Linked DNA regions of Homo sapiens: regions 2, 3 and 4 are each linked to region 1. The links are chromatin contacts, found by Hi-C or POLR2A ChIA-PET in ENCODE. All regions are on one chromosome and are shown on one strand. Each heading gives the region's core, a stretch centred on a gene start or an enhancer-like site at or near the end of the contact. The rest is flanking DNA. Distances are from core to core; before and after follow the strand shown.

The links. Hi-C counts contacts between places; a loop is a spot of excess contacts on that map. ChIA-PET counts read pairs that join two places held with the same protein, here RNA polymerase II (POLR2A). Pooled maps may share reads with other maps.
Region 2: a pooled map shows a loop between it and region 1 (5-fold over the local background). The contact joins the promoter of BTAF1 here to the promoter of CCSER2 in region 1. A Hi-C loop is called at or near these places in 6 of 50 pooled maps.
Region 3: a map of naive thymus-derived CD4-positive, alpha-beta T cell shows a loop between it and region 1 (18-fold over the local background). The contact joins the promoter of TNKS2 here to the promoter of CCSER2 in region 1. A Hi-C loop is called at or near these places in 1 of 168 maps with a recorded cell type or tissue (naive thymus-derived CD4-positive, alpha-beta T cell), 1 of 37 single-sample maps with no recorded cell type and 9 of 50 pooled maps.
Region 4: a loop to region 1 is called in a map of CD8-positive, alpha-beta T cell, with 15 times the contacts of the local background. The contact joins the promoter of POLR3A here to the promoter of CCSER2 in region 1. A Hi-C loop is called at or near these places in 1 of 168 maps with a recorded cell type or tissue (CD8-positive, alpha-beta T cell) and 8 of 50 pooled maps. POLR2A ChIA-PET finds 5 or more read pairs at or near these places in 1 of 52 experiments (K562).

What each region holds. Positions count from the first base shown.
Region 1 is chr10:84,327,319-84,329,884 of GRCh38, forward strand. CCSER2 (coiled-coil serine rich protein 2) reads left to right here and starts at 1,271. Exons shown (of 10, transcript NM_001284240.2): 1 at 1,271-1,490. RefSeq lists a silencer at 1,035-1,764 and an enhancer at 1,815-2,164.
Region 2 is chr10:91,922,503-91,925,068 of GRCh38, forward strand. BTAF1 (B-TFIID TATA-box binding protein associated factor 1) reads left to right here and starts at 1,268. Exons shown (of 38, transcript NM_003972.3): 1 at 1,268-1,588. The coding sequence starts at 1,575. RefSeq lists enhancers at 10-543, 891-1,000, 1,611-1,810 and a silencer at 1,251-1,550.
Region 3 is chr10:91,797,152-91,799,717 of GRCh38, forward strand. TNKS2 (tankyrase 2) reads left to right here and starts at 1,275. Exons shown (of 27, transcript NM_025235.4): 1 at 1,275-1,738. The coding sequence starts at 1,540. It overlaps TNKS2-DT (TNKS2 divergent transcript), which reads right to left and starts at 1,140. Exons shown (of 2, transcript NR_108071.1): 1 at 1,086-1,140. RefSeq lists an enhancer at 984-1,153 and a silencer at 1,234-1,643.
Region 4 is chr10:78,028,228-78,030,793 of GRCh38, forward strand. It overlaps POLR3A (RNA polymerase III subunit A), which reads right to left and starts at 1,288. Exons shown (of 31, transcript NM_007055.4): 1 at 1,137-1,288. The coding sequence starts at 1,180. RefSeq lists an enhancer at 1,208-1,457.

The DNA.
Region 1 (2,566 bases), core at 21-2,520:
TTGCACAGCATTTAGACCTAGTCTTTGTCAATATTTTAAGCACACATTATTGTCCAATACATTAAATATCTTAGGGATTGATATTTAAAAGACATTATTTTCTAAATATGAAAGTGTATTATTAAATGAAGTGTGGTTATACAAATCAGGCATTCCGTCTGCTTTTTCCATTTGAGTATCATTGATCTGGAGACAGGAAAGAACTGGATATTTTTCAAGCAGTTCTCCTGAAATGTTATTACAACCGAGCTGTTGGGGCCGACGAGGATTTCAGAGAACTGCAAGTCTACAACCAGGTAAGGGCAACTCCAGAGCTTTAAACAGCCGGCCAGGCCCGGAAGCCTTCCAGGCTGAGGACTCTCAGCAGCAGGACTGGCCGCGTCGAGGAAAAACAAGAGGGGAAGAGATGGCCTCTGGGGGATGGAAGCCCCAAAGGGAAGAAAGACCTGGTTTCTGGCAAAGAAACCACATTGGCCAGGAGCTGTGGCTCACGCCTGTAATCCCAACACTTTGGGAGGCCAAGGTGGGAGGATTGCTTGAGCCCAGGAGTTTGAGACTAGCCTGTAAGACCACTTCCCCCAACTCTAAAAAGAAAAAATAAAAATTAGCCGGGTATTTGGGTCAACTTGTGATAGTTTACTTTGACTAGTGTGGTCTTAGTTGTAATTATTTCGGAGGCTTGGTGATACACGCCTGAGGCGAGAGGATCGCTTAAGCCCAGGAGGCTGCAAGTGAGCTGTGATAGCGCCACCGAACTCCAACCTGGGTGACAGGGCGAGACTCTGTTTCAAAAAAAAAAAAAAAAAGGGAAAACCAGATCAGCACTTGGGGTGCCCCTTCCCCTCAGCTTTAGCAAGATCCTGTGTTTTGATGCGGTAGGCAGGTGCGTGGTTCAGTCATGCCCAATGCTCAGACCACTCCTCACTTTTCACATCCAGGAGGAGGAGCTGTCAGGTTTGACCGCACTCAAGCAGCAAATGTAGTCCAGGGGACGGCTAGAGGTGAGGTCAGCCGCAAGACTGGCGTCACTGCGTGGGCCCAGCAAAAACCTGAGTCAGGAGGCGGCCAGGCAAGGTCAGTGGAGGGGGCGGGGCCCGAAGCGGAGGCGGAGCTTGGGAAAGCCTGGCGTGAGGGCGGGGCGGGGCCAGAGGTGGGCTGAGGCCGGATCAGGCGGTGGGGGCGGTCCCCGTAGCCCCGTGAGGCTCGCGCCTGCGCACGGGCCCGCGGCGGGGCGGGACTGCGCGTGCGCGGTGCGCCGGCCCTGGAGGGCGGAGTCCGGGCGGGCGCCGGCCGAGGGAGGGGGCGCGGCGGCTTTGGAGTCCGGCGCTCCCTCAGGCCGCGGACGCGATGCTGGTTGCTGCGGCTCGGGCGGCGGGGCTGGCGGGGATGTGACGGGCGGCCCTTCGTCTCACCTTCCGTCCTCGGGCCCGCAGGTCGCAGGGCGGCCTGCAGCTGGGCCGCGGCCGAGGAGGCAGCGCGACCTCCGCACGGTGAGATCCGGGCTCAGGGCCAGAGCCGGGGCCGGGGTCGCGGCGGGCGCCGGGGGCAGCCCAAGACCAGGCACGCAGTCCGGGGCGGGGCGGAGGCCCGAACTCCCGGGCTGAGGCGGTGTCGCCCTCCCGTACCCGGCCTCCAGGGTGAGCCTCTCTAGCCCCTCGCGAGCCGCCGGACGCGGGGCGGGCGCGGACCCGGGAGGCCGGAGGGCGCCCTCCCTGCGGCTGTGACAGCGCGGGGCCTCGGGCCGCGGGCGCCGCCGCCTTTCAGGAGAAATCAGGGCGAGGCTGAGGCACTCTGATTTCGGAGCCTGGTTGCGTGTGAGGGTGGATAGGGAAAGTACCGGGGCTCCCCGAATGAGTTCGATTTTTTTTTTCTTTCAATTACTGGGCTAAATGAAAGACACACCCTAAAACACATCCTGAGGTGAAACTTTGGTGGGGCACACCGTTGCCGTAGGTTCAGATCTTCTCTCTTGTCTTTAGACATGTATTTTCATACATTTTTAAATAATGCACCTACTTTCTTGATAAAGTAAAAGGAGGAATGAAGGGACTCCTTTGTGGTGGTCCTTGGTGGCGAAGCTTGTTTCCATTTCAGTAATTGCATATTCATCTGTGTGGGCTCCCCGACCAATGAGGCTGGCTGCTCCCAGACAAGGCCTTAGCGGAGTGGAAATGACTGACGCAGGGACTCTGGTCTCAGATTAGAGTGTTGGTAGCTCACTCCTGTAAGAGAGAAATTGAGCTTTAAGCTTTTTAAAATAGCCATATGAAAAGCATTCCTTTTCTCCTGAGCATTAAAATATGACGGAACCTATTCATTTGGCCAGTTGTTTTTTTTAAAGCATCATCTTTTAGACTAGAGACTTTAGAGATGGCAGCTGCTCTTTAACCAAAAGGAACTTAAGATGCTCTCCTGCAAAAGATGGGTTCAAAACATGTCTTATCCGTCATCCATATGTGATAAAAATGTAAATATTCCTGAGTGTTTGCCTGAAATCAGTCTTCTTCCTCTTGGACTTTATTACTGTTTCTCTTAATTTATGAAAGCTTGTTACTGTTATTTTTTG
Region 2 (2,566 bases), core at 18-2,517, 7.6 Mb after region 1:
CCCAGCACACAGCAGGTACTTGTTAGTTTCTTTCTCTTTACATACATATATACTACTTTATGGTTTACAAAGTTCTTGTAAGCTCTTCTAGATTCATGACCTCATTTTATTCCCACAATCTTCTGCAGTACTTCTCATTAGCCTCATTTTACAGATGAAAAACAGACTCAAGGATTGAGACATAGCCTCTTCAGGTAATGAGAAGCCAATGGACATGCTTTATAAGCATAGGAGCGACATGATAAAAAGCAGTGAGGTTTTTTGAAGATTAATCTGTTGGCCTATAAAATGGGCTGAACTGAAAATTGGAGAAATATTATTTTGACTACTAGCATAAAAATCAAGTTTAAGGGCCGGGCGCAGTGGCTCACACCTGTAATCCCAGCACTTTGGGAGGCCGAGGCGGGCAGATCACTTGAGGCCAGGAGCAGGAGACAAGCCTGGCCTACATGGCGAAACCCCGTCTCTACTAAAAAATACAAAAAATTGGCCCGGCGTGGGGCTCGTGTGCCTCCCAGCTACTCGGGAGGTTGAGGCACATTTAGAATCGCTTGAACCCGGTAAGCGCAGGTTGGCAGTGAGCCGAGATCGCGCCACTGCACTCCAGCCTGGGCGACAGAGCGAAACTCGGTCAAAAAAAAAAAATCAAGTGTAAGATGATAAGGGCCTGGCAGAAGTGTTTAAAAGCCTAATGAACTTAAAAATATTGAAAAGCCAGATAAGTCCCCCAAAGGAACAAAAATTTAAAAATGGTAGTTTTCAAATCTGGCTGGCTGAGAAAATGATGGTACAAACAACATAAACAATTGAGAAATCAAACTTGGCAAAATCGTTGGTCAGAAGACCTTCTCTCCAATACCTAGGCAGAACTTCTGGCAAATAATGACAAACATCTGAGCCATTTCTTCAGTGTCATAGCGACTTTTTGCTTTCACTCCTCCCACTGGCTTCACCACCTGGACAAGAGCATGTTAAGGTCCTTCTGATCTTGCTTCCTAGATGCAGTACGGTGGGAAGCAGAATCTGGGTAGTGTGGAATTAGAAACCAAGCTTTCGAAGTTCCAGGACTTGGACTAAATCGCCTTTTTCCTTCTCTGTCAAATAAGGGGACCCTTACTTCACCTCCTTCCCTAGTTTTAAGACTAGACACCCTCTCCACATCAGCACAAAGCGCTTTTATTTAGGCGCGTGCCGCCAAACCAAAGGCGCTCGCGCCGAGCTAAGCTCCTGTCGGTGAGCTTACGTCACTTCCGGCGCGCTGACGCTCAGTTGTGCGTGCCGACGCCCGCGTCAGCAAAGAGCGGAGCTGAGGGTACCCGGTTTGAAGTCGTGCGGGTCGGAGGACTGCCGCCTCCGCTACCGTCTTGGACCCCTGCTTACCGGCCGCCGCGGGGACGAGCTCGGGTAGGCGGCAGGGCAGATGCCCGAGGGCCTGCGCTGGAACGCCCCACGCCGCACCGGCCGCTCCCCTGTGCTCCGCGGCCTGGGCCTGCGCCGCTCAGCTCTCTGGAAACTAGCGCCTCAGCTGCGCGGCGCGTAGGTCGCGGGGAGCTCCGAACCGCCGGCGCCCGGCCATGGCGGTCTCCAGGTGGGTCTTGCTCCTGACGAGCAAACTGGAAGGCGATTCAGGGAAGGCATGGTCTCCTCTTAGAGCCCCCACTCCTAGAGAAGAGCGGTTCTCATTGTCACTGGGCTCTGGAGCTTTCTTCAGTAGACTTCGGAGTTCGCCCCGTGGTCGGCGGGGGTTTGGGCTCGGGTTACTCCTGGGTAAATCGGTTCAATAATGCCTTTTTCTTGTTAATAGACCCCTTGGCACGTTAGAGCTGTTTTTTCTCTTTCCTCACCATGTTTCTGTTCTCTGGTTTCTCTTCCCTCTTTCGATTCTAGGGGAGTCTCTTATCTTTCTCAGTATTCTAAGGCTGGTCCCTAACCTCCATTTCATGGGAAAACTTGGTAGTTACTGTCGATGGAGGGGAAACCTGAATTACTATTATCTAAGAGACCGTCTAATTATGTTACCAGTTTTAATTTACGTTTTTAGGGGTATGTTCTTTCCTGAGATGTTTTTTAAAATTAAGTATAATTTCTCCTTTTGTTTGGCAGTAAACATTCCAACGTCAGCGTTGTAACCTTAAGCCAATTATCGTATTAGCATCATTTTCCGTAACTAAGGCGTGGAAGATAAATCACAGATCTTATATTCTTTTGAAATATTGCCTGTCAACAGGAAAGCCCAGGAAAACTATAGAAAAACTAACGACATTTATTTGTATAGCTATAGGAGAAACATTACTTTTTCCTCCGGTATGATAGAATGGTTGGAAAGCTTTTGTAAGCGGAATTTGGTGACCCTCTGTACATGTAATTAAGGGATAGTTCCTCTGTGATAGTGATCGGATGGATTCACCAAGTTCCTTAGAGTTGATATGGTAACTTTTAATGAGAATTGGATTCTTTTACCATATAGACTGAAGGAATAAATGATGAAAACAAATAGTTTTCATTTTTTTATAATTAACTGAACACATTCTTTGAGCGTATTAAGTGCACAAGTTTTATCTGTTTT
Region 3 (2,566 bases), core at 25-2,524, 7.5 Mb after region 1:
GTCAGTGGGGCAGTCAGAACATACACATTTATTGATTGATTGCTGTCTTCTATGGGTGTGGTTTGTGGTGCCTCAAAACAATTACAACAGTGATTTCAACTTATCACTGATCATAGATCACCATAGCAGATTTATGGGAAGAAAAATGATAAACGCAATCATATTGGTAGTGTTCTAGTCCTAGGTTCGTTCATGCATGTTCATGTTATTGATAAGCACCATAACTTCAATTTCATATGTATAAAAATGCTCAAAAAAGTGTACATCCTCTTTTAGCACTGTAGTGAGTCAACATTCCCCAACAAAAACTGGATTTCCTGAAAAACAGGTTAAGGTAGGAGGTTGGGGGGGGGATGCTTTTCAGAATGGCAAAGGTCAACATGTATCATCTTCTGTAAGTAAAATGTATGTATAGGCATACCTTTCTTTCAGTTTAAGACAAGGGGGTGTAGTGGGGAATTATCGTGTAAAACTACACCAGTATCTTAAGCATGAAAATCAATTATATGCTTTTCTTTTGTTTGTTGGTCAAAGAAAAAGATTATAACTCAGAAAACTTTCTTGGAGATGCGTATGCTCAGTGTATCCAAACTTTAGGCATGTCAGGTACAATATTGATTTACAAAAAGTTCCTCTAATCAATCCTGAGCTAATAACTTACTGTGGAAAGAGTAATTGATCAGAGCCATCCCTCCAATTGGAGTCAACTTCCATGACTGTTCGGATTTCCTTTATTTTGGGGGCAGTTCATCCAAACTTCTATTAAACGGCAACTAGTTCACTTTTGAGAAGTGGTTTACAAGAAACAACAACAACAACAACAAAGCAGTTGCGGAGGAAAGAAAAGAGACAAAGTAAAAAAAACGGAAAAGAAATCTCCCAGGAGAAAGGGATGTGGAAGCTGAAAACACGGACAATTTCCACAGTAAGACTTCCAAAAGAATGTGCAAGATCCGAGCAAAACTTTCAAGGGCTCTTTTTCAGTGTAATGGTAGTGAGAAAGTTCAGCCTGGAAAGCCCAGGGCTTAAAACAACAACAACAAAAAACACAATATGCAGGATCGTTCGGCTTCAGCAGAACCCACCGCAAAGATGGCGGTGGGACGAAGCCCCTTCTCCCGCCGCCGAAGCCTCTCGCCTCACATTTCCCACAAACCCTTCGCGCCGCCTCGCTAGCCGAAACCTGCCCAGCCGGTGCCCGGCCACTGCGCACGCGCGGGACGACGTCACGTGCGCTCCCGGGGCTGGACGGAGCTGGCAGGAGGGGCCTTGCCAGCTTCCGCCGCCGCGTCGTTTCAGGACCCGGACGGCGGATTCGCGCTGCCTCCGCCGCCGCGGGGCAGCCGGGGGGCAGGGAGCCCAGCGAGGGGCGCGCGTGGGCGCGGCCATGGGACTGCGCCGGATCCGGTGACAGCAGGGAGCCAAGCGGCCCGGGCCCTGAGCGCGTCTTCTCCGGGGGGCCTCGCCCTCCTGCTCGCGGGGCCGGGGCTCCTGCTCCGGTTGCTGGCGCTGTTGCTGGCTGTGGCGGCGGCCAGGATCATGTCGGGTCGCCGCTGCGCCGGCGGGGGAGCGGCCTGCGCGAGCGCCGCGGCCGAGGCCGTGGAGCCGGCCGCCCGAGAGCTGTTCGAGGCGTGCCGCAACGGGGACGTGGAACGAGTCAAGAGGCTGGTGACGCCTGAGAAGGTGAACAGCCGCGACACGGCGGGCAGGAAATCCACCCCGCTGCACTTCGCCGCAGGTAACCGGGGCCAGCGTCCCCTCGCCTCGCTCCAGACCCCACCTGCGCAGCCGGGGCCCACAGGTCTGAAACCAGTGCTCCTCCGCCTCCCGACCTTTCTCCAGGACTCTGGTCCTGGTGATCTCGCTCTCTTCCAGTGGGGACTAAGGAGATTAGGGGTAGGGTGAGCGTGCCACACTCGCTGGAAGTTTTTTGTTTTGTCTTGGTTTGGTTTTTTTGCCAGGTGTTGGGGGTGGTTTGGGGTTTTGGCTTTGTTTTGTTTTACAGTATCAACAATACCTGTACCAACTTCCGGTCTTGTTACCCTAGAAGGCCTCTACACACAAGAAAGAGTAGGGGACGTAGTTGATAGACCTTATGATTTAAAAGGTCAGTTACCTCCAAAATTTTTCGTTCTTGCAAGTTCCATTTGGGTTAAGGTCTTGAAGGACTTTGTAAAATACAAGGATGTAATTTAGGAGGAGTAGCTTAATAGGACGTTGACACATTAGCGTTAATTGGTTTATCAGAATAGCCAATCATTACCAAGTTTCTGGAGTGACTAGAACGGGAAATAGGCAAGTTTGGGAGAACTGAAACCTGACTTAGGCTGGGTGCGGGAAGCCTTAGACACACACACATACAAGTTGGGCGGAAAGTGGTAGTATAAGAGAAAAGATAGTGCAAGTACTTTAGCTTGAATCTAGAATTTAAGTTGGGACTAACCTTGCTTCATTCTGAAATTTAGATCGTTTGAATTACATTATTTTAATATTTATTAGGTTCACTTTATGATTTAAGCATATTAAATTTAGTCGAAAAATTTAAAAGAGCCATAGATGGGATATT
Region 4 (2,566 bases), core at 38-2,537, 6.3 Mb before region 1:
CACAGCTTCAAGTCTTCTGCTTCCTTCTGATCACCTGTGTTCTCTCCCTCAGGTCTGCTCCTTGAAAAAAGCAGTTTGGTCTGCTTTCTTTTGCCTGGACCCATTATGTGCTCTCAAAACCCCCTGGACCTACCCTTGTCATTGCACTTGTCGTACCCAGTGTTGACTTGTGTACCTTCTCCAACTAGATTAGGCAGTAAAAGTTTTATTCAGACCGTATCTTTAACGTCCAACACTGGGAATAACGCGCAGTATCCTCCTCAGTGTCTGCTGTAAGAATGATGAATTCACTTTTTTTTTTGAGACACCGTCTCACTCTGTCACTCAGGGTGGAATGCAGGAGGTTGCCCACTGCAACCTCTGCCTCCCAGGCTCAAGTGATTTTTCGGCCTCAGCCTCCCGAGTAGCTGGGACCACAAGGGCGCGCCACCACGCCTGCTAATTTTTGTATTTTTGATAGAGACGGGGTTTCGCCACGTTGCCCAGGCTAGTCTCAAACTCCTGAGCTCAGGAGATTCACCCGCTTCGGCCTCCTAAAGTGCTGGGATTACAGGAGTAAGCCACCGCGCCCGGCTGGATTCACTTTCTTACCGAGAACTCTAAGAAGGAGCCACCGCCTAATAACGTATTTCTGAAGGCAAAAGTCCGGATAGCAGCTTTATTTCTGACACTGCCATCCGTCGGCCTGTGGTACAGCTTTCTAGTGGGCAACCCCATCCTTTTGGTAAGCAACTACTGCCTCCGTGTCAGACGCTCTGCGGCTGACAGAATTAGAGACAGTCCCCGCCCCAGATTGCTCCCCTCGCTGCAGCAGGGGATAGTTCGCTGAAGAACAGGGATCATTGTATGACTTCAGGAGAATGCGAGCTTTGGCCCAGGGTGCACAAATCATTAAGGCTCAGGCCACTCCGACTTCTCCGCCCAAGTCCAGGGACCTCTCGAGGTGCTGAAATCCCCTCAGCCTGACCAATGCTCTTTGACCAACGCTGGTAGTTCTGGGCGCTGGTCACACCTATGGACTACTGGCCCTCCCCTTCCCATTGCACCCCATCTCTGACCCTGCAAGACCCGGGACCGCTGACCTCGGACCCCTTGCCCTATTTCTCAGCCCTTTGGCCACTCTTACTCCGTCTTACATTTTCTTGGCCACATCCGTCTCCCGGAACTGCTCCTTCACCATGATGACCGCTGCCGGGACGCCTCCTTGGCACTCGGGAGGCCAGATTAGAGAAACGATGCCCCCAGCACCTCCTGGGGCTGCTTCTGGACTCGCCGCTAACACATCTGCGGCATCCTCTCGGCCACCGTAGAGTGTCCCACGTGTCCGCTTCCTCTTCCGCTACTCGCCCGCGCGTCTGTCTGTCAAGAGAGACTTCCGGCATGCCTTTTTTTTTTTTTTTTTTCCCTTTCCCCGCACCGTCACCTGGTGGCGCTTACTGGAAGCCGCACCGAGGCGTGTGCTGTATTTTAAAAATCCCATTTCTGGTCAATTTCTCCACGTAATCAGACACCCGCAGAGAAACTGCATATAACTCTTTGCCTCAAGGCTTTTAGACAAGCAGAGGGCCAAAACTTGCATAAAATGGAAAATCATCATCATTAACATCAGTACCATCTAAATTAAGAGCTTCTAATTGTTTTAAGGGAAGGTGGAAGCTAAAATGAACCGGCCCATCCAACAGAGGGCACTATCTGTGGAGGACCAACAAAGGAAAACAGAGCGGAAAATATGGGCGCACATGTGCCTCCAGTTCATGAAGTTATTTGGAGGGAGGGGGGAAGAATTAAACTTACATTATTGATTACAAAAACAGTTGAAAATCTGTTAGAGTGAAAACAGCCATGGTAATCTACAGAAGAAAAGGGAGAATGGAAAGTAAAGATCATTCATGTCTTGAAATAAGTTGTCTACAGTCTGTGAGAACTTGTGGGAGGTGATCCTAGTGTGATATATTAGTGCATGAGCCTAGCAAGGAAATCACATCACCACAGGGCTTAGCGCTTAGAATTAGAACTAAGTCCTCATTATTTGTGAGAAACTCAAAACAGAACTTAACAAAAGTGTTTAACAACTTTCAATTTTTAAGAAGGGACGCTATCTCATTTTCAGACGCCATGGATCCTCACTAGCAAAACACAATGTCACAGACAAACGAGGCATATCAGGTTTTTCTAACTCATTTCGGTACTCCATCACTTAATCATGAAATAATGTTGACTATATATATATATATATATATATATATATAGTCAACATTATGGGTTTTTTTTGTTTTTTTTTTTTTTTTTTTTTTGAGACGGAGTCTCGCTCTGTCGCCTAGACTGGAGTGCAGTGGCGAAATCTCGGCTCACCGCAACCTCCGCCTCCCGGGTTCAAGCGATTCTCCTGGCTCAGCCTCCCGAGTAGCTGGGACTACAAGCGCCCGCCACCACGCCCAGCTAATTTTTGTATTTTTAGTAGAGACGGGGTTTTACTATGTTGGCCAGGCTGGTCTCGAATCCCTGACCTCGTGATCCGCCCGCCTCAGTCTCCCAAAGTGATAGGATTACAGGTGTGAGCCACCAC